4 separate regions of the Homo sapiens genome follow, and all the other regions are linked to region 1. Evidence: chromatin contacts called from ENCODE Hi-C or POLR2A ChIA-PET data. All regions are on one chromosome and are shown on one strand. The core of a region is the stretch at or near the end of the contact, and the rest is flanking DNA. Distances in the headings are between cores, read along the strand shown.

Region 1 (7,991 bases), core at 1,430-3,929:
AGTTTGCTGGGAAGTCACAAGATTTTAGTTTAAGCCAATTTCCACAATCTTTTTAGACTCTTCTCTTTCTTGGCATTGTTGCTAAAATAGTCATTTGGACAGTAAAATATTTAAATGTTTGGACACAGAAGGTTTGCTGTCATTTTGTTGATGGTGTAGCAAAATTTATACATCGATTTTTTTTCCCTTTTCTTCTCTTGTTTTACAGTTATCTAGTGTTTAGGCTGCATATTAAAAGAAAGACGCAACATTTTAACTCCCAGTATAAATCATTTTGAAGTTAAAAAAAACACATAAACATTCATCACAAGGAGAGTACTATTATGTATCTATCTAAGTACATAGCTGCTACAAAGTGTAAGATCACAAACAGCAAATCCTGTATAAATGTTTTATATAGTAGAAAGAGCTGTTAAAGTTAGAAACGTCATTCAAGCTGTAGGAGACCAAGAATAAAAAGTTCAGATAGAAACAATTTAAATATGATGCTAAATGTAATCTTACTTGGGAGAAGTTTTCTCTCACAAATTTTGTTTTGTGAATTAAAGGGCTGCAGCTTCCAAGTATTCAGTCCTACAATTTTGGTATAACAGAAAATATTTCTTTCCGAAACTAAACTGGATGGCACACATATGTTGCAATGAAGGCATATAACAGCTATTGAGGGACTGGAAAACCAATATATTGGAATGGAATCCATGATGGCTAGATGCCAGACACACAAGCAATCTAAGTTCCTGGGTAAATATTAACCAAGTGCTTAGGTCTTGTTGCAATCTAGGTGTAAAGAGAGAAGCCAACTCAGAGCCTCCAGGGAGTCTGATGGTCTTAAGGAGGCCAAGACTAGGTTTTCTGCCATTTTAATCCAGTAACTACAATCCATTATTTCACAGATTAATTCTGTGAAGAGCAAACCTCGTAGCTTTTCTTCCCTGTCCTGTCTGCAGTGGTTTTAACTTTAATTGATGGCGAAACTACTCAACCTTTTAGTCAAGAATATCAATAGTAGGGGGGAAAACTAGGTGGAAGGTGAGGGATTCCATGTGCAAAGCGTTTGGGAGTATGTAATAGGGAGGTAACAAGAAGTCCTCTCAATATGTAGTAAAACTTAACAGGAATGGTATTGTTTAGTGTAAATTTTCGGGCTGTCACCTGAATATTAAATGAATTACAAATGTTGATAGAATCATAACTTTATATAATATACCAAGAACACTGATTTCCTGTGATTTTTTTCTTTAAGTGTCCCAGACCATGCAGCTGTGCAGGAAACTGGGAAGCAACTGTTAACAGGGGAATGGACTTGGCGTGAAAAGAAATGTCAAGGTTCATAGATATCCTCTACACCCATTCACAATCTCCCATTTTCTGAGTATTCAAGGCCTCTGGTTTCTCTAATCCCTTTCTTCAAGTCTTGGCAAGATGCATTTTTTTTCCTCTTTGGTAAGACGCCTTTGATATTCTTCAAATCTGGTTTCACCAGCACAGAACTTTGACGTTTCGTTTTGCTTTGTCTCTGGAAGACAAACTCCCTCACTCATCCACGCGACATTTCAAGTCCCTCAAAATTCCCAGGGACAAGAAAACTAGGTACTATGAATTCTGCCTTCCAAACAGCATTCTCTGTTCTGCTTGCAAGGTCGATATAAAGGCAGGATTTGCTTGGGCAGAACAAGTCAAAAGCTTATTGAATTGCACTTATTGAATTGAACATGGAACACAGCCGGCTTGCTCTCTTATAGCGAGAGGCCATGCGAGTTGGTGGGTCAAGGGCATGCATTTCAAAGTGATCAGTCACTATACGTTGGCCACATGGAGTCGCAGTATTTTGGCAATATTTTTAAAAACCAGGGAAAGTTACTGTGCTGTTACAATCCAAAGGCTGGTGGGGTTTTCTTCCACCCCGCATTTCCACTAGCGTGATAAATTATTTAAAGTACGTGGCCTAGTAGAGGACTAACCTCTGGGTAACATAAGCCTAGTCTTCGCAGCGTACCCACTGTGGAAACAAACGAATCAGACGTTACTAATTGTGGAATGTTAAAAGTAGGCCCCGATCGGCTTTTACTCCCTTTGGAAAATCCTACACAATTCTGCGCGCGAAAGACCCACCCTCGGTGAGGCGGTGAGGCGCGAACGCCGCGAAGCTCACAGTCAAAGCCTCGCTGACAAATCAAGAGATGACTCCGCATTTAAAACCTTCCCGAATAGGAACGCGCCAGAGGCCGGAAGCCACGCCACGTGACCAGTCCTCCTCCGCGGCCATTCCTAGCGAGGCAGTAGGCACCGCCTCTGTCACATTTCCTAGCTCCTAAAGCGCGGGACCAGGCGGAAACGTGCGACAGGAGGCGGTCCCACCTAGCTTTGGACTGGAGTGTCAGTAGAACTCCCGTCTTTTCCAGCAACGCTTTGCAAGTTCTTCACCGCAAAGAACTGCCGCAGACTTCCGCCTGGGTGCCAACCACGTGATCACGCGAGCGTTGGAGAGGCGTAGGTCCGATTTCACTACTTCACTCCCCGGGCTCCGCCAGTCCAGTACCCGCCACGGCGCGTGACAACGCGGCTCGCCGGCGGCCTCCGCCCCGGCGCGCCTGCGCACGCGGCTCTCGCGGTGTCTCGCGCTCAGCCCCGCCCACCTCTGCCCCCGCCCTTTCCGCCCCTCCCTCCCCCTTCACCCTGTCTCTCGGCGGCGGCGGCGGCGGCGGTGGTGGCTCGCGCAGCTTGTTGGCTCGCTATATAAAGGAGAGAAGCGGGCGGACCGGACGGCTGGAGCTGCAGCCGGTGGCGGCAGCGGCGGCGCAGGGAGCGGTGACCGGTGGTGGTTTCCCTCCTTGGCGCGGGGTGGGGAGCGGGCAACGCCCCCCGGACCCCTGAAGGGTCGTGGCTTTTTTTTTTTTTTTAAGGCGATTCTCGAGGTTTTCAGCTGCGGGAGGAGTGCCCCCCTCCTCCTCCTCTCTCCGCTCTCCCCTACTCCTTCAGGATTGATTTTGTTTAAAATTTTTTCCCCAATCTTGCGGTGATTTGGGTCACCCTCCGGGTGTTATAGTTTTTTTTTTTTTGGTTTTGTTTTTATCTTGTTTTCTTGGGGTTGCCCCCTCTTGTTTGTGTTGTGTGTGGAAATGGCGAACTCGGCAAATACAAACACCGTGGTAAGGACGTGGTTCGGTGGCCGGCGGGGGCTTCGTTCAGGCTGCAGCAACGGCCGGACCGGGCGGGGGCGGGGACGGCGGCGACTCCCGGCCTCGACTCTTCAGCCGCCCGCGCGGCCGCCGCCGCCGCCGCTTCCCGCCTCGGGCGGATCGGGCCGGAGCGCCGGGCGGCGGGCGCGGGGGGGCGCCGAGGGCTCGCGGCGCGGGGAGGGCGGGGGCGCCGGTGGGGCCTGGGGCCGCCGCGGGCCGGGCCGGGCCGCGGAGGCGGTTGGGCCCGGTCGGGCGCGCAGCCCCGGCCCCAGAACCCGGCCGCCGGGAGGGAGGGCGGGAGGGGAGCCGCCGCTTCCCCCCGAGGGGCCCGTCCGCGCTGGCTTGACGAGGGCTCCCCGAGTGGCTACAGAACAAAAACTGTGTGTGGGGAATCGGGCGAACCCCCGAGACCCATCGTGATCCACTTTAATGCAGTGGAAGATTAATGGTTACTTTGGGGGTTTCTTAGGTTGTTTTTGGCGGCTGTGCTTTGGGAACCTTCTCTGAGGCCATTTTATGTTTAAAAAAAGGACGAAGGTTGGTTGAAAAGCACTTATCTCAGTTCCTTCCGAATGGGTAAAATGGCGAAGGGGAAGACCCCCATCGTATCTTCGCCTAGCAGAAGCACCAAAACAAACAAAAAAAGCCTGCAGTGGTCCAAGTGTCCCCGCTTTCGCCTTGAAATTTACCTACTTCTTCCCGTTGGTCCCTTTTTGTTACTTGCGATCACGTAGGTTTGCAAAAAGCAGTCACATAAATAACCTTTTCAGTCACCAACGCAGTGTGATCACTAGTCCACCCAACTCTTATTTTTATGATGACAATAAAACACGTTTTTTGCCCGGTCCCAAATGCCGCAGACCAGCCCGCGGCCGCCCGACACCGTACCGTTGGCGACTCGGGTCTAACCATCATGGCTGCGGCCGCTTACCCTGCTTTTCAGTCCCTGAGCCTTGTGGTCCTCCTCCCTTTGGCTGCCCTGTTTATATAGAGCCATTGCCGCTCTCTAATATAGACTCTGCCAGGATGGGAAGGTGCTTTTCAGGCCTACGTCACCGCCTCTCCATTTAAACACCAGATCCGGCTTTAAATAGTGAGAGCTGCTGAGAGCGGGGCTGGGAGGTGCGTGCTCCCGAGGCAAGAGCCAGGCGTGTGCAGAGCTCAGTTTATTTCTAGGTCCTTTTTTCACCCTGTGATTTCGCACCCGTCGCGGGCTGCTTTCAGAGCCCCAAGTTTTGGTTTTGTTCCCAGCAGCAGCTAGGATTTGCCTTCTTTGTTTGCTAGGGGGAATATATCCGAATCGCTGTCCCTTTTTGTTTACAATTTTCAAAATTAATTATTTAAAACAAAGAGTTTTAGATCAGATGGTCTAGCCATTTTTCTTATGTGCATTATTTTCGGGAATTTAAAAAACTGCTTTCTACATGGAAAATGTTAGCTGCAGAGGACTTGGTTTTGGTAGTGTTTTGTTCAAGTATTCAGGAAATAATGTTAGAAATATAGCTCCTAATATTTCATTATGTTTTCCTATAGTAAATATAAAAGACACGAGGCTTTTCAGAGAAATAGATAAGTACCTAAAGCTTCAGTATAGGACCATTTATGTGTAGGAGAATCGTGAGTAGAGGGAAGAGACAGACTGCAAACTAGATTAAAAAAAAATCTAAGTAGAACTTTATTGCCTTGGATATTAACATGGGTATCCGGTATAAAAATTATTCCAATTTATTTTCCAGCATTGCATCAGGGAATTAACATTTTTGAAGGAAACCTAACAAATGACTTAATAATGCCACTAGTGGCCCTCTGATTTACCAGTTCTTAAGTTTGAAATAACCTGTTTTTTAAAAATTAGGACAAACTTAAATTGTATTTCGTGAAAGAAACTTTGCCTCAAGTATTAGTGTAGAATTTTAAGCAATAATTTAGAAATTGCTTATTTCAAATACTCCTATGTGCCCACATACTTTTCAAAAATTAGTATCTTGAAGGCTTTTCAAATTGTGAACAATTCTGCTAAATTACTCGTTAGGCATATATTTTGTGAAGAATACACATTTCCCTTCCTTCACCTATAGGGCTTATGAAGCTGTTAAGTGGTCAAGTTGTGAGTTCATTAAGGCACAAAAATAAAATCTTAATGATTTATTAAGTTGAGAGTACTAGAAGAAAGCAGATTTATACCTACACATGTCTGGATCTCCAAGCAAAAGGTTTTTAGAGGTAACTGACTTCAGAAACGCCAAAACACCATCTAGTTTACTGAAAAGCATACATATTGTCAATTTGAGATTTATACTCCCAATTTAAAATACATTGCCCTCCTAACGCCTCGAGGAGTAATTATTGGTTAAAAAAAAAAAAGCACTTTATAGAGATACTTTTGTAATTCAGTTAAGTCACTTTAGGCAAGATGATGTCCATAGTCAGATATACTTTCCTTATATATAGAATTAGAATGTTAAAGTAGGGACTATAGAAATGTGCATTTTACAGATGAATAAACTTCAAGAGGCGGATTTGGCAAAATAAAGCAGGTTAGTGAGTGAACAGTAAAGCAAGAACCCAGATATTTGAATTGGTTTTCTTGTAATGAGAAGGATTAAATAGTATTTAATGGTTGAGGTAAATTGTATTGACAAACTCATTTGTATTTGTTTGTTTTCTGAGACAGGGTCTGGGCCTGTCACCCAGGCTGGAGGGCAGTGGTGCAATCTTGGCTCACTGCACCCTCTCCCTCCTGGGCTCAAGCCATCCTCCCACCTCAGCCTCCCAAGCAGCTGGGACTACAGGCACGTGCCACCACTCCTGGCTAATTTTTTGTGGAGATTGGGTTTCACTATGTTACCCAGGCTGGTCTTGAACTCTTGAGCTCAAGCGATCCTCCCAAAATTGGTTTTATTTGATAGCGATTAACCTTAAGCAAGGTATGAAACAGAAGTAATGAGAAAACATCTAAAAAGCTTGTTAACCATAACCCTCTGATAATGGGGAGGATTTATAACCAGGCAACTCTAGTTTTGTCAAGGCAGCTCTAGTTTTGTCATCTGACATGACTTCCTTTTGTCTAACAGGTTAAAAATAGGATGTGGGGGAAAAAATAGGATGTGGATTGGGCTAATTGTTCTATCTCCCACTTTGTAGTTTTTAAAAAATATTTTATACTTTTTGAAAGTTCTTTCACATCTATTCTCATTTTACTCATTTTACCATTCAACCTTCTAGAAGCCAGCTTCTTTACTTCCCGCTCCTCCAAGTAGTATCAACGGTGCTAATTGTAATAATAATAGTAAACATTTAGAGGGTTCATGTTCATTATAATGTTTCATAGCATTACCTGGGCAGTAGTAGAGGAGAAATCCTGGGAAGGAAATCAGTATACCTTGTTCCTTGGGACCTTAAGACCTGCCATTGTGAGTGTATGAGTAGTTTAATGGTACAGCTTGAAAGTACAGACTGGGTCACACAACAGAAGTTAGGTGATTTTTAAACCTGAATGTTCATTAGGTTGCAGATTATTACCAGGCAGATGACTCCCGGACATAAGATTCTCCAAAGTCTAAGATACAGTGGTGAGGTAGTAAGACATACAACAGAGTTCAAACCAAGCATGGAATAGTAGAAGCCAGACATAAGCAACCCGTAAAGCTATTATTGAACATTACATTAGGTATTTTGACTACAACATAGGAAATTATAATTGGAAATTGTATGGACCTTGTAGTCTTAGGGGCCTTCTGTTTATGAACTGCATTAATCTTAAAATTTTTATTAAAGTGTGCAGTCATCAAATCCAGTTTATGGCAAATGATGGTGGTCGTATCTTTAAAGTCATATATAGATAGTTGGCAAAATGACTATTCGTTTTGAATTTGTGAAAACCTGTTATACATTATAAGCTGTGAAAAACTGTCTTTTTCAAGTCTTTTATTTTTCCTTTAAAGCCTAAATTATACAGATCTGTGATTGAAGATGTCATTAATGATGTGAGAGACATCTTTCTGGATGATGGAGTGGATGAACAAGTACTGATGGAACTAAAAACTGTGAGTTTGTCTTTTTTTTAAAATATTCCTACTTTTCCCCCACAAAACATTTTCTTTAGCCGGAGATGAATCTGTAATTTTTCTATAGGATGAACGTATAGTTGAGTGAAGTGTGCTGGTTTTAAATCCCAACTCTGCCATGCATTCTTCCTCTGACCTTAGGCAAGCTACATTTATATTTCAGTTTTCTTATACGTAAGATGGAAATTGGTAGTACTTACCTTATAGGTTTGTTTTGAGGATTAAATGGAATAACCATATAAAATCTTAGCACAATGCTTGATAGTAGCATTAGCAGTTATTATTGGATAGTTAACATTCTACATTTTATGGTCTAATTACTTGACATGTCTGGAAGAATTTTGTTGCTTTCTTTTTTCGTTTTTTATTTTTGAGACAGGGTCGGGCTCTGTCGCCCAGGCTGGAGTGCAGTGGCACAATCTGGACTTACTGCAACCTCTGCCTCCCAGACTCAAACCATCCTCCCACCCCTGGGACTACAGGCACATGCCAGCATGCCTGGCTAATTTTTGTATTTTTGGTAGAGATGGTTTTCACCATGTTGTCAAGGCTGCTTTCGAACTCCTGGCTGCAAGTGATCCTCCCGCCTCGGCCTCCCAAAGTGATAGGATTATGGGTGTGAGCCACAGCGCCCAGCCTTAATCTTATCTTTTTTTAATGGTCTTAATGTACCTGTATTCTAAAGTGTGTTTTAAGTTGTAGGGATTAAGTGCTTGATAAAAGAATTTTAGGTTCTTGAAGTAGA
Region 2 (7,991 bases), core at 1,812-4,311, 3.5 Mb after region 1:
AGGCATGCAATGTAAATTAAGCACATCATGGAGCATGGGGTATCTATCCCCTCAAGCATTTATCCTTTGACTTATGGGGTATCCATCCCCTCAGGCATTTATCCTTTGAGTTACAAATAATCCAATTACACTCTGAGTTATTTTAAAATGTACAATTATTATTGACCATAGTCACCCTGTTGTACTATCAAATAGGTCTTATTCATTCTATTTTTTTTGTACCCATTAGCCATCCCCACCTCCCACCTACTTTTCCTTAATACTTACAAAAGGTAAAATGCACCTTCTGACATGGCCGAACTGTGCAAAGTGTTCTTTCAGCTGACCTGTGTGGCAGAAGAAAACATTAAAAGTAGTTACTATATTTTGGATTCTCTATCTTAGACTGTAGAAAGACAGGGTCACCAGATTTCTTGTGGACAGGAACTACTTTGCATTTCCTTAAAGGCTTAAGATTTAGGAAGCAGCTATGGTACTGACTATAAAGCCATAATGTACCAGACTTGGTGGTGAGATGGACAGAGAAGTTGTTGAGTTGGCTGCAGTCTCCATCCTCAGCAAATATCGAGTGTTTTCATACCAGTTACTGTGCTATGTGGACTATGATCCCTGTGAGCAGATCACAATGAAGAAAAAGACAAATTACAATCCAGTGTGTTTCCCGGTATACTGAAGATTTCCAAATAAAATCCCAACTTACTGGTCTTTCACAATTTAGTAAAATGTGTTGAGTTGCCCTCACCTACCCTTCCTGCCTTATTTCCCACTGCTAGCCCCTAGTTACTCTCTAGTACAACTAATTGAATTATCTTTATCTGTCCTGCGGGTTACCCTCTTTGCATATGTTGTTCTCTCCCCTCCATATGTTGGTAATCCTATCTCCCCCTGGCTAACTTGTAACACTATAACTATCCTTCAAGACCCAAACCAAGTACATCCACTGAGTATTACTTTATTGGGCTCCTATCACAGTACAAGACAATGTACCAGCCCTGTGAGACTTCAAAGATTTAGAGTATATAATCTTAAAGACTAAAAACTACACGATCTGTTTCTCTTCTGAACTACAGTGCTTGTACTTCACTGATTTACTTTTTATAATATCTATTTAGTTCTCCTAGTTCACCAAAACCTCACTGGTTCAACAATTGCCTATATTTGTTCTAAGTCTCTTCATCCCCACCACTAATTGTAAGCTCCCTCAGCATATAAACCACTATGTTTACAGTGACCAATAAACAGCAGGGCCTCAATATTGGCTAAATGAATAAGTAAAAGTCCACTAATCCTTCCAACAATCCACAGAGACTAAATTTTGAAGGGCTCTAATGGTTAAGTCAAACCAACTGGCAAGATCAAGGTCTCACAGAATATGATACTGGAGAACAAAATAATGTTAAACATATGTTTTATACCAGATAATTAAAGTCCTAGAAGACACTGATTTCAAAACAAACCAGCTCTGGAAGGTAACCCTCTTCCTAAATTGCCTAAAATGGTGAAGGAAAAACAGCTGCAAGCACCAAGAACAATGCCTACCACAGAATAGATACTCAAATAAATATTTGCTGAATCAATGGAACAACAAAGAGAAACTGTTTCGAAGCTGTACATAATGCTGACTCTTTTTAAGGGTTTTAAACTAGCCCTTTATTGTCTGGAAACTTGCATCCGCAAGATGCTAATGAAACTCCTCAGCCTTTCCATAAAGTTTCACAGGGACTACGGGAGACTTTACTGGGCTTGGTCTTCACCAACCACATGTTTAAAACACGGGGCACAAACCAACCTATTTCCCATTCTACTACTCACATCTGAGCCACTAAAAACTTAGAAGAAACTAAATCTTGCTCCATTTTGTTTCCAGGGGTTGACCTGAAACATGAATATCTACAAAAAGAGTGACCACGAATGTTTACATGTTGGTAAGCAAATATAAAAACCTCATCTCAAAACTGCAGCTGACAAAAATTGAAGGTGGTGAAAGATTTCAGAACTAATTATTCCAACCTTTATCTGTAGACTAGGCCTCTCCCGTAAGTTTCAATTTTAGTTACCGTGAAAATAACTATCATTTGCTGAGTACTTACACTGTATCTAACACAAGTCTAAGAAGTTTGCATATAAACTCAATCCTCTCAACAATCCTATGAGTTGGGTATTATTGACTCCATTTTATCGATGAGTAAACTGAGGCCCAGTTGTGAGCCCTTTTCCCATACTAACTTCAGTTATTCAAGTGATAACAACGATTAAATGGCCAAGTTGGAATTCTAACCCCAACGGTCTAGCTTCGGAGTCCACTTCTCAGCCACAATGATATACAACCTTTGTCCAATTGCCTGACGGAAACCTCACAAGTTTCTCAAAGTCAACACATTCAAACTTTACTCATCTTCTCTTGGCCTGCTCCTAACTTCTAAACAAACAATTCACCAATGCTAAAAACCCAGAAATCATTTCTCCCTTTCCTTTATTCCGTACACTTCTCCCACTTAAGCCATCACGAAACGGCATCTAATTTGCTTTTAAAACATTAATGCATCTGACCACCATCCTTCTACCATCGCCCTAATTCAGGTCCTCACGTTTTAAGTAAATTAATGAAATTGCCTTTTAGCTCCTCTGCACGCCTACAATCTTGCCACCTTGAATCCATCCTCCACACTACAGTCAAAATTATCCCTTCTAAATTGTAAATCTTGGTTACCAAGTAATAAATCTTTACACCAAATCACTCCTAAAGGCAAGAGCCGGTGCATTCGTGACCCCAAAAGCTCAAGGGACATCCCTAAACGGTTAACTGCAAACAAAATTTCTTTCTGCTCACTTGCATGCTCAGGAGCAGTCTCCTAATTCAGCCACCACGCTGACTTAAGTACCCTGCAAAAAGCAGAAGCTTTGAGGATCACTTGGACCTAAAAATTCCACTACTCCCACATCTCCATCACTCACTCGACGCCGCAGTCCAAGGAATTCTTCTCACAAAAGCAACCGGCTGATTGATACTTCTACGCAGCGCCGCAGCACCTCTCGCTGCTGAGGCCGCCATCTTCAGACTAAAGCACCTTCTCGAGCCGAGGTCGCGGCCCCGGAAAAAATTTCCGGATCCGGAACACGAGAGAATCTGCTTCCGGATCAGAGGGTATAGGCCGCGAGATGGGGAAGATGGCAGCGGCCGTGGGCTCTGTGGCGACTCTGGCGACTGAGCCCGGGGAGGACGCCTTTCGGAAACTTTTCCGCTTCTACCGTCAGAGCCGGCCCGGGACCGCAGACCTGGAAGGGGTCATCGACTTCTCGGCGGCCCACGCAGCCCGTGGCAAGGGTCCTGGTGCCCAAAAGGTACAGAGAGAGGAGTGGCGCGCGTCTCTCCATCGCTTTGCCCCGCGTCTTGGAGGGACTTACGTGTCTTCTTCGCCTCTTTTCACCTCCAGACCGATTGTTATTGAACGATTCCTGACCTCCTTTGGCTGCAGAGTCGAACTCCCCACTAACCGTCACACTTAGCAATAAAGCGTTGAGATGCCTGTTTCTTTAGGCGGCCATTCCTGGCGGGGGCGCTCAGTCAAAAGAGCCTGGGAATCCGTGTTTATTTCTTACTGTAACTGTCTCCTCACATTTCTGTTTGGGTTTTTGTAAAACCCCATAGAACGTCTTTGTAGACGGTAGGGTAGACTTCTGCAGCTTAAAAAAAACCACTCCCGAGGAATCCCAGAACTGACAGGGATGCGGCGCTGTTTGTTAAGCCACTGTGCGTAAAACTAGTCCCTGTCTTCTCCTCTGGCTCTTTTAGAAGGAGGTCATTGAAGGATTCTGAGAATCCCTCCGTGTTGAAAATAAATGGCAAACAAGTATATATGGAATACAGGCACCGTTCTCTCTCTCAGCTTTTCCCCATGGAGATTAAGAAGGGGAACACAGTCCGGGAGCGGTGGCTCAAGCCTGTAATCCCGCACTTCGGAGGCCGAGGCGGGTGGATCGCTTGAACCCAGGGGTTCGAGACCAGCCTGGGGCATGGCAAGACCCCCGTTTCCGCCAAAAATACAAAAAATTAGCCAGTCTCATAACCTGTTCTCAAGTAAATAGATTTTTTAAAAATTATTTTTTTAAGGGAACATAACAGGCAAGAGGGAAAACGGGGAACCAAAACTGTAGTCCAATTTATATTTTCTTTCTTTACAATCCACTTTAACGTTGAGGATATGCAGTCCCTTAATTTGCTCTTGGTGTTGTCCACAGATGTCTAGATGAGGCATTCTTTCCAAGCTTCCTAACAGCTCTGATAAAATTGGGATGCTACAGTATTAAGTGTTAATGATTGCATACTTGAGCTCAGCTTTTCAGCACCTTCATTTGTTAGGGAAAAAAAGTGGTCTTAGAGTTGTCAAAATACAGAAAGTCCACACCCCAATAATAATATACTTTTTCTCTCCAGAGCGCTTCAGACTCTCATTCAGCTCCTTTTACCTACATTTTACCATAATATGTACATGCTTTTTAGAATGTCAGCCATCAGGGAATGAGCCATTATGTGTCTAGTACAGGACCTAAAACAGTACTAAGTACAGTATGTGTTGAGTACATGAAAGCTTGGGTGTTTAGTTCCTCAGCTCAAAGCAGATTAAAGTAGTAATTAAGAGAAGTTACTATTACAAGCCAGCTGATGAGACTGGTGGGGAAAGTGGTGGTTAACAGTCTGGCAAGGGAGGAAAGAGAAAACCTTTTATAAAAGCTCAGTGGTGTCGTTCAGTTTAGCATATGATAGAATAGGTCCACTAACATCACCTCTGAGAGTGTGTTGAATTATAGTGCAGTATTAAGTATGGCCTATTAAAGAAATCATGACAAAATGCTTAAAAGTGTTTTACCAGTGCCTAGGTACCTGGAAAACTCAGCTGATAGTACTGTCAGAGGGTTTCATATAGCCCTTTTATTATAGAGACTGGTTATACATCAGCAAACTTTTGGTATTTTGTCCAGGAATCTCCACACTTGGAGAAGTTGATAAGATAAAAGATCATTCTCTTTCAAAGAGAATGTTTCATATATATATATATGTGTGTGTGTATATATGTGTGTGTATATATAATATATATACTTTTTTTTACTGAGACAGCGTCTCACTGTGTCACCCAGGCTGAAGTGCAGTGGCGTGATCTTGGCTCACTGCAACCTCCATCTCCTAGGTTCAAATGATTCTTCTGCTTCAGCCTCCCAAGTAGCTGGGACTACAGGCACGCGCCACCATGCCTGGCTAATTTTTGTATTTTTAGTAGAGACGGGGTTTCGCCATGTTGGCCAGTCTGGACCCAAACTCCTGACCTCAGGTGATCTACCTGCCTTGGCTTCCCAAAGTGTTGGAATTACAGGTGTGAGCCACCGCTCGGCCTGTTTCATATATTTTAAGGCAAGGCAGACCCTAGGTTTACTATTCAGGGAAGAATAAAGGTTTTTTCCTTTAATGTTTTGACTTCAATGACTGCATAGTGGGTCTCTTAACCAATGTAATGAGCCATCCATTAGATACTCACATACAAAGAAAACTTCAGCCCCTGAAATACTAAATTCATTTCTAAGTAATTAACAGAAGCAGAAGTTGTAGCGTCAGTTGGACATTTCATCTAGAAGAGGGCAAACAGGATTTTTTAGCTTTTACTTTTAGCAGACAGGATTCCCAGTGTCTCACTGCAACATTTTTTCTGTCTGTTTACAGCACTCTCTTTTCATTCTCTTTTTTTTTTTTTTTTTTTTTCTTAGACGGAGTCTTGCTCTGTTCCTAGGCTGGAGTACAGTGGCACAATCTCAGCTCACTGCAACTTTCACCTCCCAGGTTGAAGCAATTCTGGTGCCCCAGCCTCTCGTAGCTGGGATTTCAGGCGCCCGCCACTACACCCAACTAATTTTTGTATTTTTAGTAGAGACGGGGTTTCACCATGTTGGCCAGGTTGGTCTCGGACTCCTGACCTCGTGATCCGCCTGCCTCAGCCTCCCAAAGTGCTGGGATTACAGGCGTGAGCCACTGCGACCGGCCTTCTCTTTTCATTTTCTCACCCTGTCCAGCTTGGTGTTCCTTATAGCTCTGTTTAAATACCAACTCTATACAAGTGTCTCAAAAGCATTACTGTTAGCCCTAACTGAAGTAAATAGCTTTGTGACTCAAGATATTTCAGTACACCAAGCACCTTTCATGATTCAGCCCCATAAGAAGTTGGAAAGGTATGATGTCATAGGAAAAAGTAGTTTTGAAAGCCAAAATTAGCCTGCTTAAGTTTTCTTATTACCATTTTGCCTTAATTTTGGGTGACTCTACTGTTACTATATAGATGAGAAACTGAGGCTCTAAGACATTAAATGACTCATCTAAAATGCCCAGATCAAGTAAGCAGTACAGCTAAGATTAACCCCAGAGTTAATACTCCTTGCTTTGGCCAGGCACAGTGGCATATACCTCTAATCCCATTGCTTTGGGAGGCCAACACAGGAGGATCACTTGAGTTCAGGAGCTTGAGGCTGCAGTGAACTATGATCATGCCTCTGCACTCGCCTGAGCAATAGAGCAAGGTTCTGTATCTTAAACAAGAATCCTAGCTTTGCCTCATACAAGAAATGTGTTTGGAGGTTTGAGGTTCCCGGGGTTGACCTGCAAAATAGATTTAGTCCTTTAACTTCTGTTTCCTTCCTGCCAGGTGATCAAATCTCAGCTAAATGTGTCTTCTGTCAGTGAGCAGAATGCATATAGAGCAGGTCTTCAGCCCGTCAGCAAGTGGCAAGCCTATGGACTCAAAGGCTATCCTGGTGAGTGTAACTGACCTCAGAGAAGGCAATATCACTCAATCATTTATGTCTTCATGTCTTCAAAGAAGGTACTGTGTGTGAGCAAGTAAATAGACAAAGGATACACATAATAAACAGATAAATGTTTCATTTCCAAACCCATTCTAGACTGTACCTTGTCTAAGACGTCCGTTTTGAAAGGATAGAACAGGAGTCAGCAGTGCCTGCAAATGTGGCTGAAAGTGGCATGACCATTGAAAAAATAAGGACATTGCCTCTGGGCTCCCTGCCACAACTCTGAACATCTGATTTGGCAGAAGTGCTGTGAAGAATAATTTATCATTATCATTGTAATAAATGTCATAATAGTTATGAATAATTCATAATTGTCCCTCTAGTCACATTCTCAAATGGCATAACAACTTAAAACTTGTTGCTATCAAGGCTGAACATATTTAATAAAGAATTACAATTAATGACATCAAAAGTCCTCGCCAGGCGTGGTGGCTCATGCCTGTAATCCCAGAACTTTGAGATGCCAAGGTGGGTGGATCACCTGAGGTCAGGAGGTCAAGACGAGCCTGGCCAACATGGTGAAATCCCGTCTCTACTAAAAATACAAAAATTAGCTGGGCATGGTGGTGCGTGCCTGTAATCCCAGCTACTTGGGAGGCTGAGACAGGAGAATCGCTTGAACCCAGGAGGTGGAGGTTTCAGTGAGCCAAGATCGCGCCATTGCACTCCAGCCTAGGCAATAAGGGGGAAACTCTGTCTCAAAAAAAAAAAAAAAAAAAAAGCTGGACGCAGTAGCTCACGCCTGTAATCCCAACACTTTGGGAGGCCGAGGCGGGCGGATCACGAGGTCAGGAGATTGAGACCATCCTGGCTAACAAGGTGAAACCCCATCTCTACTGAAAATACAAAAACAAAATTAGCCGGGCATGGTGGCGGGCCCCTGTAGTCCCAGCTACTCGGCAGGCTGAGGTGGGAGAATGGCATGATCCCGGGAGGCAGAGCTTGTTGAGCCGAGATTGTGCCACTGCACTCCAGCCTGGGCAATAGAGCAAGACTCCATCTCAAAAAAAAAAAAAAGAAAGTCCTAATAGGGACCAGGCGAGGTGTCTCACACCTATAATCCCAACACTTTAGAAGGCCAAGGTGGGAGGATCATTTGAGCCCAGGAATTTGCGACCAGCCCGGGTAACATAGTAAGACCC
Region 3 (7,991 bases), core at 2,418-4,917, 3.5 Mb after region 1:
GTTCCACTGTTAGTGAAGCAAAAGTGATGACAGCCAAATCTCTCCATCGTAAAGATACGTTATTTCTTTCGCAGTTCCTAAGTAATCATTGGCTCTAGCCTTTTTAACTATGCTTTAATGCAAACCAATATTTTAATTAAAAAAAAATTTTAAACATTGAGAGGGCACGTAAAACACATCCAAAAAGTAAGAACGGTGTGGTGGAGCAGCTCTACTTTTTATCAGAGAATGATTATAATAATATAGCCATAATAACTAAAGCATAATGGCATCAGAGCATAAAATACTGGCATTGAAGTAAATTTAAAAAAACATCCTATAGTAGAAAATGTTAGTGGGAAGGTACCCCAGAAATAAAATTGAGTTCAACTGCCTCACTTTGCAGATGCAAAACCTGAACCTTAATAAATTAAGGCCAATTCATTAAAGCCAGAAAGCATAATTAATTTTTGAGCGCTTACTCTATGCTGGGCATTTTTCTAAGCACTTCACATGATTAACTCATTTAATCCTCCCAATAGCTTTATTGAGGATAAGTTATACTGATTCCACGCCCCTCACCCTTTTTATTGGCCAGTGAGAAAACTGAGACAGAGAGAAGTGACTTATCCAGAATCTACAGCTCATAAATTAGGGAGCTGGGATCAGAAGGCAGGAAAGCTGACTCCAGAATATGTGCTTAACTTGTCCTCCCTACCACCTCACAAGCTATATTACTTGTGGCTACATAGCCACACCTACTTAGGAATCAAATTAGGCCCTAGGTTCTCTGAGAACAATTCTACTCTCTATCCAGAATTCTAAGACTGGAGTGAATTGATTGCTTCTTGCAACCTGGCGCATTACTGATTCCAGCATGCACTGGGCTCTCTACATGAGCAGGCAGCTGCTAATTACCTATGATAATGAGGGATGGATAGGCACTGAAGATTCAGCATAGCTTAACACCAAACCCCCTCCCCAACAAAACCAAAGAAAGCACTAGGCCTTTGGGTATAATATTGTATCACGTTTGCAGTAGATTTGCTTTCTTAATTGTTTTGATAGGATTGCTATTAAAGTCAGTTTCTATTCTTTACACACCCCCAAAACAGCGAGGGACTATGACTGGTGGAAATGCCTTGCATGATGTGCCTCTGTGGAAAATGAGAGTGGATTGCAAAAGCTCTTCTCCACCCTGTTCTTTCAATCCTGCATCCCAGGTCTTGGTCTATGTCTTACTGATTTCCCATGTTAATTATTTTAACCTTGTCCTCAGTAGCCTCCTTTGTCTCTCATTGCCATAGAAACCCATTCTGCCTTAAGAATTGTCTTTCTTGCCTGTTCCTTTGACCCAGGCCCTCTACTTAAGTCCTCCTTCAGCTGCAAATCACCTGCTGAACTAAATCTAAGCTCCTTGATCTTGGCTTCCAGGACGTTCTATAATTTGCTTCTCTGTTTTTCTCCTTTTAGAAATAATACATTCCTGGAGCAGAGGTTGAAGTAGATCACTGTCAACCAAAATATTAACTGTAATAACTAACATATTTACATAGTACTTAAGAGTTAAGTAAAAACATATCCACCTACATTACCTCATTTAAGGCTCATACTCTGCTGTATTGTATATAATTATTTTACATTTATATAAATATAGGTAAAGCAGATAACATGATCAGCATTTTAAGTTCAATAAAACTGGGGCCCAAATAAATTAAATGACTTGCCCTATAAGAATTTATTGGTGCTGAAGCTACATCTTTTTTTTTTTTTTTTTTTTTTCTGAGACAGTTTCACTCTTGTTGCTCAGGCTAGAGTGCAACGACGCACGATCTCGGCTCACCACAACTTCCGCCTCCCGAGTTCAAGCGATTCTCCTGCCTCGGCCTCCCGAGTAGCTGGGATTACAGGCAAGCACCACCACGCCCGGCTAATTTTGTATTTTCAGTAGAGACGCAGTTTCTCCATGTTGGTCAGGCTGGTCTCAAACTCCCGACCTCAGGTGATCTGCCCGCCTCAGCCTCCCAAAGTGCTGGGATTAAAGGCACAAGCCACCACACCCAGCCAAAGCTACATCTTAAACTCTAATCTTCGGGCTCCCAGGCCATGCAGGTTATATTACACAATGTGATTAACAATCCTGTATTTACCAAAAGATTTTTTCTTTTTGTTTTTTTGGTTTACATGCTGTGGCAGGCAGAATTCTAGGATATCCCCCAAGATCTCCTCCTCACCCAACCCCCACAGTACCTGACCTACATAACCCCTGGGGCCATGACTATGAAGATTCTGATTCTGTTATGCGGTGTGGCAGAGTTGATTTTTTTTTTTTTTTTGAGACAGAATTTTACTTTGTCACCCACGCTGGAGTGCAATGGTGCAATCTCGGCTCACTGCAACCTCCACCTCCTGGGTTCAAGCGATTCTTGTACCTCAGCCTCCCAAGTAGCTGAGAAAACAAGAGCACATCACCACACCCAGCTATTCTTTTATATTATTTATTTATTTATTTATTTATTTATTTTTATTTTTTGAGACGCAGTCTCACTCTGTCGCCAGGCTGGAGTGCAGTGGCGTGATCTTGGCTCACTGCAACCTCCGTCTCCTGATTCACACGATTCTCCTGCCTCAGCCTCCCCAGTAGCTAGGACTACAGGAGCGCGCCACAACGCCCAGCTAATTTTTGTATTTTTAGTAGAGACAGGGTTTCACCATGTTGCCCAGGCTTTGTCGAACTCCTGAGCTCAGGCAATCCGCCCGCCCCGACCTCCCAAAGTGCTAGGATTACAAGTGTGAGCTACTGCGCCCGGCCAAGAGTTGATCTTAAAATAGGGAGATTATCCAGGTGCTCCTGATCTAATCACATGAGCCCTTTAAAAGCAGGGCATTTTTCTCCAACAGTGGCAGAAGAGGAGTCAGAAAGATGTGCCTCAGAAAGCAAATATCCATGTTGTGAACTACCAATAAATAGGGCTCATGTGGGAAGGACTCGAGAGTGACCCCTAGGAGCTGAGGGTGGCCACCACTAACAGCACAAAACAAAACAGGGAACTCGATCCCACAACCGCCAGGAACTGATTTTTGCCAACAAGAATGAGTTAGGAGATGGATTTTTCTCCAGAGCCTCCTATGAGATTTCAGCCTTGTCATACCCTGGGCAGAGAACCCAGACACTCGGTAAATTACCAAGGATTACGAAATATCTCCCCAAGAGAGTGTTTTGGCGGGTGAGAGGATATGGTTTAAAGAAAAGTTTTGAGTGTGAATGTTTTCAGAGAGTCCAAGGACTCTCCATTAGCTAGTCTCATTATTACCTGTCGTTTTAAACGCCCTATCACTCTTACTTAAAGTAGCTGTCCCCGGGAAGCTTTTGTATTTTGTACCCCTTCTCGGGGAACGGGACTGAGTAAGGAACGTAATAAAGCGGCCTAAAAGGCATCTCCCTGTATCTTTGATATTTTGCCTAGGGAACGCCCTATCATGTCGCATATAAGCGATCGAGTTATGCATTTGTTGCTAGCTGAAGAGATTATTCCTTGATAACCGCTTGGTCTGGTCAGAATACAAACGGTACTCCTGTTCAAAGAACTACAAATCCCAGAAGGCCTTTTCGGCCAGAGCGCCTGCGCATCGCGCACTCCTTCCTTTCCGCTCCTCATCATCTGGAAAGACCCGCCCAGCGGTGCTGTCGCTCGCGCTGGAAGAAGCGGAAGAAGATGGCGCTCACCAGGTGGGTTGTTGATTGGGGTCCTCGATACGGAAGGGTCTGGGAGTACCAGTCTTCTTCATTTCTCTTCCCATACCCTCCGGGCGGTGACCTGACCCGGGGCACAGAATGACGTGGGCCAAGACTACGGCTACGCCCTCCCGCTGGCCGCCGCTACGACTAGGCCTAGTCGAAGCTGGGGTCTTTCAGCGGTTTCCCGGGTTTAGTTCACCCGCTCACCGAGGCCGAAAGCTGCGGAGTGGTCTCAGACACTGAAGAGTGGGTTTTTCGCGTGAGCATCTTGCGGGGAGCGGACAGCGCTCCCTCAGGTCCGCGGCTCGGGCGAACGAGATGGGGTTGGTGACGGTAGTGGCTTATTTGGGCGGAGTGAAGCGCGCGGGCTGCGACTGCGCGGCTTTCCGGCCGTTTGCCTGTGGTGGTCTCTCTCCTTTCGCTGTCCACTGGGTGTCCCGAAACAAGGATTCCTGAAAAAAGAGGCCCGGAGCTGAACACAGATTTAAATGAGCCACAGTAGTGACCGCCGTCTGCTGATATGCGCCACTGCTCCGCATTTTAACTTTGGAGCTTAGAATTTCTTCCGTAGATAGAACCACCTCAGTTTTGCTGTTTCCGGTTACCTTAGTAACCGTCTGTAAAGTGCTCTCCGCCTTTAAGAAAAAGATGCTTTTCAGTGGGAGAGTCCGAGAAGTTACGCTACTCCTACTAGTTCCCAGCCTTGCTGCCCCATTTTAAGTGGAAAAACTTTCCATGCGAACTCAACAGGAAAAGGCTAGTGTTCAGGAAGGTTATAGATAAAGTAATCCTTTCAGGACATCAGCTTGAGCTCTTTTAACACCCTTCATTCTCCTCACGCATGTTTTTTTTTCTGGCTGATGACAGTATGACTCCAAAAGTTTTAATCAAAAAATTATTTTGGGAATTACTGTTGGTGCCTTGCTCTGTCCTGGGGGTTGTGTACACAGAAGAAAATCTGTCTTTGGCAACAGGGAAGATAGGGGTGCAAGGTATACAGACATAAAACAATTACAGAACACAAAATGTGCATTTGTGTAATACTAACCTTAGTGCAAAAAGAATTGAATGGAATAAGTTATGTGGGCTGGAGAGTTTTCTCCCCACCCTCGTTTCTAAAATTTTTTTGCTTTTTTTTTTAACTTTATTTTTTGAGATGCGGTCTCGCTGTGTTGGCCAGGTTGGTCTTGAATTCTTGGCCTCAAGCAGTCCTCCTGTCTCGGCCTCCGAAAGTGCTAGGATTACAGGCATGAGCCACCATGCCCGGCATCTGAAATTTTTTTAAAAAAAAACTAGAAATAGGGTGTTACTGCGTTGGCCAGAGTGGTCTCCAACTCTTGGCCTCCATCAATCTTCTCACCTAGGCCTCCCAAAGTGCTGGGATTGCAGGCATGAGCTACCATGCCCAGCCAAGAGTTTGTTTAGTAAATGTTACAGGCAGCAAACATTTGAGTGCTCCCCAGGTGTGAGACACTGTGTCATAGACTAGTAAAGTTATGAGGGGAGACTTTGTGGAAAAGGTGGAATTTGAAATGGACACACAGGAAAAATTTCTAGAGATGTCATGGGTATTTTTTATTTATTTTATTTTTTGATATAGGGTCTCACTCTTGCCCAGGCTGGAGTGCAGTGGCCCAATCACAGCCCACTGCAGCCTCAACCTCCCAAGGCTCAGGTGATCCTCCTGCCTCAGCGCCCTAGAGTAGCTGGGACTCTAGACGCTTGCCATGATGCCCAGTTAATTTTTGTTTTTTTTAGTAGAGATGGGGTTTTGCCATGTTGCCCAGCCTGGTCTTGAACTGGGCTTAACTGATCTGATCTACCCATCTCAGCCTCCCACAGTGCTGGCATTACTGGCGTGAGCCACCACATCATCTGGCCTGTCATGGGTATTGCGTGCTTAAAATTGCAGTGGCAGAATGCGATCTTTAAATGGCCAGTCTTGAGGACTCCAGAGCTTTCCATACCTACCATCTGGTGTTCCTCAGTATTCTTTGTAATATCCTTTAAATCAGTAAACACATTTCCCTGAGTTCTGTGAGCTGCCCTAGCAAATTAGTTGAACCTGAAGATGAGGTCATGGGAACCCTGGTTTGTAGTTAGTTGGCCAGTGGCCTTGGACCTACTGTTGGCATCTGAAGTAAGGGCAGTCTTGTGGGACTGAGCCTTCAACCTGTAACATCTGACAGTATCTCCAGGTAGATAACATCAAAATTGAATTGAATTAGAGGACACTTGACTGGTGTCCAGTAGACACAGTTGATAGCTTGCTTGATATGTGGGGAAAAACCATCACACATCTGGTATCAGAAGTGTTGTGTGTTGTTGATTGTTGAGTGAAATAATAGGAGAAACTGAGTTTGTTTTAATTTTATACTCTATCCACATGGAGCTTACACTCTAATGGGACAGAATTGGAATTCTAGTGGGACAGAATTCTAATTAGCTTACATTCTAATGGGACAGAGTGAGTAAAATCATAATGCAATTTCACGTAATACATGCTAGGAATAAAATAAAGACCGGGTTAGAGAGTGACTCAGAGTTTGGGGTGAAGTGGCTATTTTGGGTAAGGTGGTCAGAAAACAGCTCTAGAGAGAGGTAACTGAGCAGAGACAAGAGTGCTGAGATGCAAGCTGTTGAAAGATCTGGGGCTACTCTAGGCATACTGCCTGTGGGATAGCCCTGCCCAGCAAGGAGCAATCAAAAAAGAAAAGATCTGGAGATCTGGAGAAGAATTTTCTATAAAAGCATACGAAAATTTGTTCTTTTTTTTTTTTTTTTTTTTTGTGGCAGAGTCTCACTCTCACCCAGGCTGGAGTGCAGTGGAGCAATCTCAGCTCACTACAAACTCCACCTCCCAGGTTCAAGTGATTTTCCTGCCTCAGCTGGGATTACAGGCGTCCGCCACCACGCCCGGCTAATTTTTGTGTTTTTAATAGAGACAGGGTTTCACTATATTGGCATGGCTGGTCTCGAACTCCTGGCCTCAAGTAATCCACCTGCCTTGGCCTCCCAAAGTGTTGGAATTACAGGTGTGAGCCACCTCGCCCAGCCGGAAAAATTGTGATTGATTGCAATAGATAGATAGATAGAGAAAAATTGTGATTGATTGATTGCAATAGAGAAAAATTGTGATTGATTGATTGCGATAGATAGATAGATAGATAGATAGATAGATAGATGATTAGATTGATTTGATGGCAGAAGGAATAGCCAATGTAAAGATCCTGAGATGGCTTGTTTAAGAAAAGATAAGAAGGCTGTAGTGAAATAAAGATGGTGAGTGCTGGGGAAGAGTGTATTTATTTCTCCTACAACATTTAAGGAGCTCGAGCTGTGAGCTAGAAGTCTTGGAGCATTAGGGATGAAAGAAGCATAAGGCGTGATTCCTGCAGAGCTGCTCACAGTCTCATGAAAACAGAATAGTTAAATGAGTAGATGATTGCAATACAGTAAGGTAATGTTGTAGTAGTGGTATGTAGAGCGTTTTGGGGGAGCATAGAGACAGGCAGTTAACCCAAACTGGAGGAGTCATGGAACAGCCCTGAAATAATCAAACATACAGAACCTGTATTGAAAGTGTCTAGATACTATACCAACTGGTTCATGGATTTCTCTCATTTAATACTTATAAGAACCTTATGAAGTAGATACTCTTATGAACTATTATTACAGATGAGAAAACAGATTCAGAGAGGTAAGTAGCTTATCCAGGTTAGTAAGTGGCATAGGTCGGATCTGAATTCTGAGCCTAGCCATCACTTACCTCCCCAGACTGGATTAGATCCCTCTCATGTAGACTGTCATAGCATCTATATTTTTCCATCATAACTTAACATAATGTGTAATTATAGATTTGTGTGATTTTTTTTTTTTTGGTCTCTGTCTGCAAGACTAAGCTGTCTTTCTCCATTTATAGTCTCATGCCTAGCATAGTGCTTGTACCCAAATAATAAATATTTTTGAATAATTAATAAGCTCTGCTACTTAGGTATGCTTACTATCCAAGAATCACAAAGGAACTAAGGTTATTTTCTCCATATTCATCCATCAGGATCCTTTTGTAATACTTTGGAGTATCACTGTAATACTTTAATACTTAAAAGTTGTTAAGAACCATTTAGTAGAAAGGTTACCTTGACTAAAGAATAAGCTGCATCTTCAGGGCTTCTGCTTTGATTCTTTGGCCTCTAAGGGTTTTTTTGTTGTTGTTTGTTTGTTTGAGATGGAGTTTTGCTGTTGTTGCCTAGGCTGGAGTGCAATGGTGCAA
Region 4 (7,991 bases), core at 2,429-4,928, 3.4 Mb after region 1:
GCTGTGGGCAGAGACTATGATTTCTGACCCAGTGCCAGGCATGTGGGAGGCACTGTTTGGAGCCCCCAAAATCAACAGGATGTCACAAGATCAACCAATGCCTCCCACTAGAAACAAGCCATTTCAGTCTATCAAATGTTTAGGAGAGCTGCAAAGCTGACATGGCTGTTTTATTGTCAAATCAATGACAAGAATGGAATCCATCTCGCTGGACCACAGGAAACACCCCAGTAGGTTATGAAAATGAAGCAACAGGAGAGTCTGGGACGTACAAATGGGAAGCTGATGGTCACACGAAATGTCCGTCCCCTTGACAGAACTAAATGGGAAACCAAGCACTTACTGTTCATCGGAGTCAGTGACTAGCTAGGCCTTTTCAGTTTCCATCCATTGGCAGCCCTCTCCCTATGCTACATTTCAGGACTAAAGGCCTGGAATCACCTTTCCCTGTTTGGTGCACAAATGAGAATTACCACAGAGAAAAGGCACTTAGGTCTCTAGTTCCATGAAAAGTGACCATGGCCTCCTCCCATTTCCTAGAGAGACTATTATACCAATGAGCATTATTTCTTCTAGTCTGCCCCCAAAACTGAAAAAAGACCCAAAAATACCCTTGGAGAGAGTGATAGGGTCTTCAGAAGAACCTGGTCCCTGATATGGATAGAAAGCACACAAAGTGAATGATACCATCATGCCTCAAGTCTGGAAAGATGCCAAAGACACCAAGTCAATAGCAAGGGACTGTGTGAAGTTGGCCTGAGCAGGTTTACAGTCTGCCCTCCCTAAGATAGTAATGTAGTCCAGGAACCAAATTGTATTTATTTATTTATTTTGAGATGAAGTCTCATTCTGTCGCCCAGGCTGGAGTGCAGTGGCGCAATCTCGGCTCACTGCAAGCTCCGCCTCCCGGGTTCCAGCCATTCTCCTGCCTCAGCCTCCTGAGTAGCTGGGACTACAGGCACCCGGCACCACGCCCAGCTAATTTTTTTGTATTTTTTTTAGTAGAGACGGTGTTTCACCATGTTAGCCAGGATGGTCTCGATCTCCTGACCTCGTGATCCGCCCGCCTTGGCTTCCCAAAGTGCTGGGATTACAGGCGTGAGCCACCGCGCCCGGCTAGGAACCAAATTTTAATCAAACTCCCTTTCCTAGTGTTTGATGCCTAAGCACTCAAGGTCCTTAAATCAATGTTGATTAAATAAAGGAATCCCGGGAGGCTGAAGCAAGAGAATTGCTGGAACCCGAGAGGCAGAGGCTGCAGTGAGCCAAGATCGTGCCACTGCACTCCAGCCTGGGCGACAGAGCAACACTCTGTCTCAAAAAATAAAAAAAGGAATCCCTGACTGATGCCAAGGTCCCAGAATAGACAACAAAAATAATTCTCACCCAGGCAAGGAATAGAAATCCTCCATTCAGTCCATCCTAGGAAAGGCAGACTGAGGGAGAATAGGGCAAAGCCAGATGCAAAGAGCAAGCAGCAGGTAAGAGAAGAGAGTGAGCTTCCAACGGGAGAGCTACAGTACCAAGCACTTATTAGCTCATTAACTCACACAACCAGATTCCGAGGTGCATGCTATTAGAGCTTCAATCTATGGATAAGGAAGTGGTGTTTTAGAAAAGGTAGAAAACTTGGCCAAGGAGCTGGTAAGTGATGGAGGCAGAACTTGAATCCATGTATGACTGCTCCCACCAAGAGAGCAAAAAGTGCACAAGAACAAGCAGCTTGCTGGGCCCTGAAATAGGCCACTGGAGTCCCTGCAACATGGAAACCTTAACCCAGGAGGCATATTTAGTGAGTTACCCTGGTGAAGAAATGGATGGCTGACCCAACTAAATTTTTTTTTTTTAGACGGAGTCTTGCTCAGTCGCCCAGGCTGGAGTGCAGTGACACGATCTCGGCTCACTGCAGCCTCCGTCTCCCGGGTTCAAGCTGTTCTCCTCCTCAGCCTCCCAAGTAGCTGGGACTACAGGCACACACCACTACGCCCAGGTAATTTTTTTGTATTTTTGGTAGAGATGGGGTTTCACCATGTTGGCCAGGCTGGCATTGAACGCCTGACCTCAAGTGATTCGCCCACCTCAGCCTCCCAAAGTGCTGGGATTACAGGTGTGAGCCACCGCACCCGGCCCCAACTAATATTCTTACAGGTCCTTTGTCTGACAAGAAAATGACTGCATAGCAGAAAGTAAGAATATGCACACTCTTCTAGTACAGATCAAATCGCACATCCCTGAGGCCAGTTGAGAAATGGCCAAGCAAAGAATGACCCAATAAGGTAGAATATGATGTAACCAGGAAAAATGACAAGTATAGACTACATTAAAATCTGTATATAAATTAATATGGAGGGAGTTAACAGTGTACAAAGTAATATGCACATATTTACAATCACCAAAAAAGTAAAACTGGCAAATAAAGACAGAAAGACCCGTAACCAGGTGTGAAGAGATAGTGCTTTAAGTTCACAGGATTTTTTTTCCTATAAAGCAGTGGTACTCAACGTATGGTCCCCAGACCAACAGCAACTGCATCACTTGGGTGCATGTTAGAAACGCCAATTCTTGGTCCTCATACCAGACTTACAGAATCAGAAACTTTGGGGATGGGGTCCAGTACTGTGTGTTGTTACTAGCTCTCCAGGTGACTCTGGTGCATGCTAAAGTTTGAGAACCACTGTAGTAAGAAAATTATTTTATTTATTTTCCTTTTTTTCTTTTAATACAGACGGGAGTCTCACTATGTTGCCCAGCCTGGTGTTGAACTCCTGCCCTCAAGCAATCCTCCCATCTTGGCCTCCCAAAGTGCTGGGATTACAGGCATCAGCCACCACATCCAGCCCCAAGAAAATTATTAAATAAAACATATGAAGCCACAGATAAAGTCTAATTCACTTCAACTCTGCAAATATTTCTTGAGCACCTACTAAGTGCCAAGTATCATGGAGGTAAACAATAAATACTTGTTGAATGACTTTCTTGTTAGTAGAAAGTAAATGCCACTTAACCCTGGGAGAGGGCTGTTCTAGGTGTCTTATCTAAAGGTTGCTCTCCACACACACTGGCTGCTGTTAGCACATATCTACTGTGTGATCTGGAAGCCCAGGGCCCTGCAAGATGCTGGAGATAAGCAGCGGTCTGGGGCACGTTCGCAAGACCGGGTGGAGGGCCAGGATATGGGCATCGCCCCCTGCTCTTGCCCAGACCACGCTCCAGCTCCAGCTGCTTCTGCCTCGGAACTCACAGGGCCACCAGGGGGTGAAGGCGTCTGGGTGAGCCACCTCCGGCCCTCCTCCAGCTCTGCCCACTCGGGTGCCTGCAAGACTGTGCCACTGAAGTGGACAGGTCACATGAAAGCCCACTGGTGTGCCAAACTGGAGAAGTCACTGCAGGGGGGCGGGGCAATGCGAGTCACCCGAGCCACGTGGCCGCGCGCCGGGCCCAGGTGACAAGGTCATGGGGCTGTCCCTCCCGGCGCCCAGGGCGGCTGCACAACCGGAGCAGAGGCCGACTCCCGGCGTGTCCATGCCGGTTCCCTCGCGCTCCAGGCGCGGTGCGGCCCTGCCAGGCTGGTCGGCCCGAGCTCTGCGCCGGCCTCCGGCGAGCTGCCCCTACTCACCCCGAGGGAAGCAGAGCCGCGGCGCCCGGCTTCCGGCCGCAACCCGGTAGCGGGGAATTAGCTGGGAACCGTGCGGGGACAGCCACCTGACTGCGCTTAGTGAAGCCGAGGCGCGCGCGGCCTGCCGGGACTTGTAGTTCCTGGTTCCCCACGCCGCGATCCCGCGGGCAGTACTGTGGAGGCACAGGGGTCTCGGGCTTACTCCGTCAGGTGGCCTTGTTGCTTTGCCAGGGCGACGGACTTGGAATATTACTGAAATATTTTCTTCAAGACATTCTAACTACGTCCCAGGTTCGTGTTTAATGAAAGATGAAGTGGATTTGTAGATTTTTTTTTTTTGAGACTGAGTCTCGCTCTGTCGCCCAAGCAGTACAGCTAATTTTTGTATTTTTTTTAGAGATGGGGTTTCACCATGTTGGCCAAGCCGGTCTCAAACTCCTGACCTCAAATGATCCGCCCGCCCAAAGTGCTGGGATTACAAGAGTGAGCCACTGCGCCCGACCTCGTAGATTTTATTCATTCATTCATTCATTCATTCATTCATTTTGAGACAGAGTCTCACTCTGTCGCCCAAGCTGGAGTGCAGTGGCCCATCTCGCCTCACTGCAACCTCCGCCTCCCGGGTTCAAGTGATTCTCCTGCCTCAGCCTCCTGAGTAGCTGGGATTACAGGAGTGTGCTACCACGCCCTGCTAATTTTTTGTATTTTTAGGAGTGACGGGGTTTCGCCATTTTGCCCAGGCTGGTCTTGAACTCCTGAACTCAGGCAATCCACCCGCCTTGACTTCCCAAAGTGCTGGGATTACAAGCCTGAGCCACCTCACCGGGCCATAGATTTTAAATAAGATATTGGAACTAGTAGGCGAAGAAGAAATTTACTGACAATTGATGTATGCTGGCGGGGCGGTGGCTCACGCCTGTAATCCCAGCAGGCCAAGGCTAGCAGATCACCTGAGGTCGGGAGTTTGAGACCAACCTGACCAACATGGAGAAACCCCGTCCCTACTAATAATAGCAAAAATTAGCCAGGCCTAGTGGTGCATGCCTGTAATCCCAGCTACTCAGGAGGCTGAGGCACTAGAAACCCGGGAGGCAGAAGTTGCGGTGAGCCGAGGTCACGCCATTGCACTCCAGCCTAGGCAACAACAGCGAAACTCCGTCTCAAAAATAATAATAATAATGCTGGCTGGGCAGGACGCAGTAGCTCACACCTGTAATCCCAGCACTTTGGGAGGCTGAGGCGGGCAGATCACCTGAGGCTAGGGGTTGGAGACCAGCCAGGCCGACATAGTGAAACCCCATTTCTACTAAAAATAGAAAAATTAAGCCGGGTGCGGTGGCTCATTCCTGTAATCCCAGCACCTTGGGAGGCCAAGGTGGGCGGACCACTTGAGGCCGGGAATTTGAGACCAGCCTGGCCAACATAGTGAAATCTGTCTCTGCTAAAAATACAAAAATTAGCCTGGTGTGGTGGTGCACGTCTGGAATTTCAGCTACTCAGGAAGCTGAGGCAGGAGAATCGCTTGAACCCGGGAGGCGGAGGTTGCAGTGAGCTGAGATCACGCCACTGCACTCCAGCCTAGGCAACAGAGTGAGACTCTGTCTCCAAAAAGAAAAAAAAGAAAAAGAAAAATTAGCCCAGCATAGTGGCGGGCACCTGTTATCCCAACTACTCGGGAGGCTGAGGTGGGAGAATTGCTTGAACCCAGGAGGTGGAGGTTGCAGTGAGCTGAGATTGGGCCACTGCACTCCAGCCTGGGCAACAGAGCAAGACTCGTCTCAAAATAAATAAATAAATAAATATAATATGCTAGCTAATCTTAGTTATCTTTGGCCCTTATTCATTCATTCACTGATCTCCATTATCAAATGTTGACTTATAAGATGCACTTTGAAGACATGTATCAAAAACATTTCTCTTTTTTTTTTTGAGACAGGGTCTGGCTGTGTTGCCCAAGCTGGAGTGTAGAGGCTCCATCACTGTAGCCTCAACTTCCTGTCCTCAAGGTACCCTCCTGCCTCAGTCTGTGGAGTAGCTGGGACTACAAGCACATACTGCCACGCCTGGCTAAATTTTTTAAATTTTTTCTCAAGAAAAGCTGGGGGGTGTGGTCTCACTATATTGCCCAGGCTGGTCTCGAATTTCTGTGCTAAGCCATCCTCTGGCCTTGGCCTCCCAAAGTGCTGGGATTACAGGTGTGAGCCACCACGCCAGGCCTCAGACGTTTGTTTATTCTATAAACATCTCTTGAGCTATTTTTTTCATGGGGGAATTAATCTATCAGTCCAATGCAGTTCCAATCAAATTTCCAACATAATTTTTTCTGGACCTTCACAAACTAATCAAAAGTGTGTATGAAAAAACAAAGGGCAGCGCAGTGGCTCGTGCCTGTAATCCCAGCACGTTGGGAGGCTAAGGCAGGTGGATCAGTTGAGGTCAGGAGTTCATCACCAGCCTGGCCAACATGGTAAAACCCCATCTCTACTAAAATACAAAAATTAGCCAGGCATGGTGGTGCACACCTGTAATCCCAGCTACTCAGAAGGCTGTGGCAAGAGAATCCTTGAACCCGGGAGACAAATGTTGCAGTGAGCCAAGATCATACCACTGAATTCCAGCCTGGGTGACAGAGCGAGACTTTGTCTCAAAAAAAAAAAAAAATACAAAAAACAAAAAAAAACCACCACTTTAAGGCAAAGCATAGCCAAAACATTCTTGAAGAAGAAAAATGTGTTTCAAGGACGCACCCTTCCATGTCAACATGTATTATAAAGCTATACAAATTAAGACCATGTGATATTGGAATAGGGAAAGGCAGAGGGGGAAATGGAACCACCTACAGAGCCCAAACATGCAGGCATCTATGAAATGAGGTATGGCTGGAATTATAGTTCAGTGAGGGAAGATAGAGTATTCAGTACATGGGCTGGAACAACCAGTTACCTGTTGGATCCCCTATGCAAAAACTAATTCAAGGTAGGTTAAAGACTTACAGGGGAAATTAAAGCATTTTAAAATTACAACTTTTTTTTTCTTCTTACTATCGTTCCCCAAAATTATAACTTTTACAAGAAAAGAAAACATCCTTATGATCTCAGGGTAGGGTTTATTAAGTGCCATAATCACAAACTGTAAATAAAACTTTGATAAATTTAAACTACATTAAATTTAAGCACTTGTCTTTATTGAAAGACAGCATAGACTGAGCACAGTGGCTTATCCCTGTAACCACGACAGTTTGGGAGGCCAAGGCAGGAGAATCGCTTGAAGCTGGGAGTTAGAGACCAGCCTGAGCAACATAGCCAGACCCTATGAGATTACAGAAAAATTAAAAATTAGCTGGGCATGGTGGCGCATGCCTGTAGTCCCAGCTACTCTGGAGGCCAGGGAGGGAGGATCTTGAGCCCAGGAGTTCAAGGCTGCAGTGAGCTTTGATGAGTCTTGCCACTGCACTCCAGCTGGGCAACAGAGAGAGAGCTAAACCCGGTCACTAAAAAAGAAAAAAAAAGATAATTGCAGCACAGAGGTAGCAGTAGTATAGAGTTAAATAACACAGCCCCCACCATCTAAAGTTTGCAATGTATAGGCATTAAGATAAGAAGATTGATAACTTCCAAATAATGTGAGAAGTGTTAAGATTGAGGTATGAACAAAGTGGCTTAGGAACAGAAAAAAGGGAGCATTAGGCCAGGTGCAGTGGCTCACACCTGTAATCCCAGCACTTAGGGAGGCCAAGGCAGGCAGATCACTTGAGGTCAGGAATTCCAGCCCAGCCTGGCCAACATGGTGAAACCCCGTCTCTACTAAAAATACAAAACTTAGCTGGGCGTGGTGTCACACGCCTGTAGTCCCAGCTGCTCTAGAGGCTAAGGCAGGATACTCGCTTGAACCTAGGAGGCAGAGGTTGCAGTGAGCCGAGATCATGTCACTGCACTCCAGCCTGGGTGACAGAGCAAGACTCCATCTCAAAAAATAATAATAAATTAAAAATAAAATAATAATAAGGGCCAGGCACAGTGGCTCATGCCTAAAATCCCAACTACTCAGGAGGCTCACGTGGGAAGATAACTTGAGCCCAGAAGGTCAAGGGTACAGTGAGGCATGATTGCACCACCACCGCATTCCAGCCTGGGTGACAGAGAAAAACCCAGTCTAAAAAAAAAAATCACCTGGAGAGCTTTAAAAGTCTTCCTGGGCCATAGCTGGCACTAGCACCCCTTCAACTACTGGGAATGGGACTGAGTCATAGGTATTTTGTAGAGCTCCCTGTAGGATTTCAATGCACAGCTGAGGTTAAAAACCCCGATTTAGAGTCAAAGAATCTTATTTGAACTGGGTGACTCACAGCAGGTTTTCTAATTTTGGCAGAGCTTTA

What was found. A loop is a pair of places that touch in the nucleus more often than their neighbours do. ChIA-PET counts read pairs that join two places held with the same protein, here RNA polymerase II (POLR2A). Pooled maps may share reads with other maps.
Region 2: a loop to region 1 is called in a pooled map, with 12 times the contacts of the local background. The contact joins the promoter of SLIRP here to the promoter of GTF2A1 in region 1. A Hi-C loop is called at or near these places in 6 of 50 pooled maps.
Region 3: a pooled map shows a loop between it and region 1 (15-fold over the local background). The contact joins the promoter of SNW1 here to the promoter of GTF2A1 in region 1. A Hi-C loop is called at or near these places in 8 of 50 pooled maps.
Region 4: a loop to region 1 is called in a pooled map, with 15 times the contacts of the local background. The contact joins the promoter of ADCK1 here to the promoter of GTF2A1 in region 1. A Hi-C loop is called at or near these places in 5 of 50 pooled maps. POLR2A ChIA-PET finds 5 or more read pairs at or near these places in 4 of 52 experiments (B cell, activated B cell, endothelial cell of umbilical vein and 1 more).

The regions. Positions count from the first base shown.
Region 1 is chr14:81,215,647-81,223,637 of GRCh38, reverse strand. GTF2A1 (general transcription factor IIA subunit 1) reads left to right here and starts at 2,679. Exons shown (of 9, transcript NM_015859.4): 1 at 2,679-3,149; 2 at 7,124-7,225. The coding sequence starts at 3,120. It overlaps GTF2A1-AS1 (GTF2A1 antisense RNA 1), which reads right to left and starts at 2,420. Exons shown (of 2, transcript NR_135252.1): 1 at 2,113-2,420; 2 at 258-1,999. RefSeq lists silencers at 2,515-2,814, 2,845-2,894, 3,425-3,544 and enhancers at 3,885-3,974, 4,015-4,084, 3,957-4,465.
Region 2 is chr14:77,703,173-77,711,163 of GRCh38, reverse strand. It overlaps SLIRP (SRA stem-loop interacting RNA binding protein), which reads right to left and starts at 3,061. Exons shown (of 4, transcript NM_031210.6): 1 at 2,956-3,061; 2 at 268-326. The coding sequence starts at 3,052. It overlaps ALKBH1 (alkB homolog 1, histone H2A dioxygenase), which reads left to right and starts at 3,141. Exons shown (of 6, transcript NM_006020.3): 1 at 3,141-3,342; 2 at 6,687-6,795. The coding sequence starts at 3,160. RefSeq lists an enhancer at 3,178-3,507.
Region 3 is chr14:77,756,832-77,764,822 of GRCh38, reverse strand. It overlaps SNW1 (SNW domain containing 1), which reads left to right and starts at 3,667. Exons shown (of 14, transcript NM_012245.3): 1 at 3,667-3,709. The coding sequence starts at 3,696. SLIRP-OT1 (SLIRP overlapping transcript 1) reads right to left here and starts at 4,055. Exons shown (of 2, transcript NR_161324.1): 1 at 3,707-4,055. RefSeq lists enhancers at 2,154-2,928, 3,476-3,795, 3,703-4,477.
Region 4 is chr14:77,795,796-77,803,786 of GRCh38, reverse strand. ADCK1 (aarF domain containing kinase 1) reads right to left here and starts at 3,678. Exons shown (of 11, transcript NM_020421.4): 1 at 3,617-3,678. RefSeq lists enhancers at 842-1,681, 3,063-3,142, 3,153-3,202, 3,276-3,814, 3,815-4,353 and silencers at 3,393-3,752, 7,458-7,507, 7,518-7,567.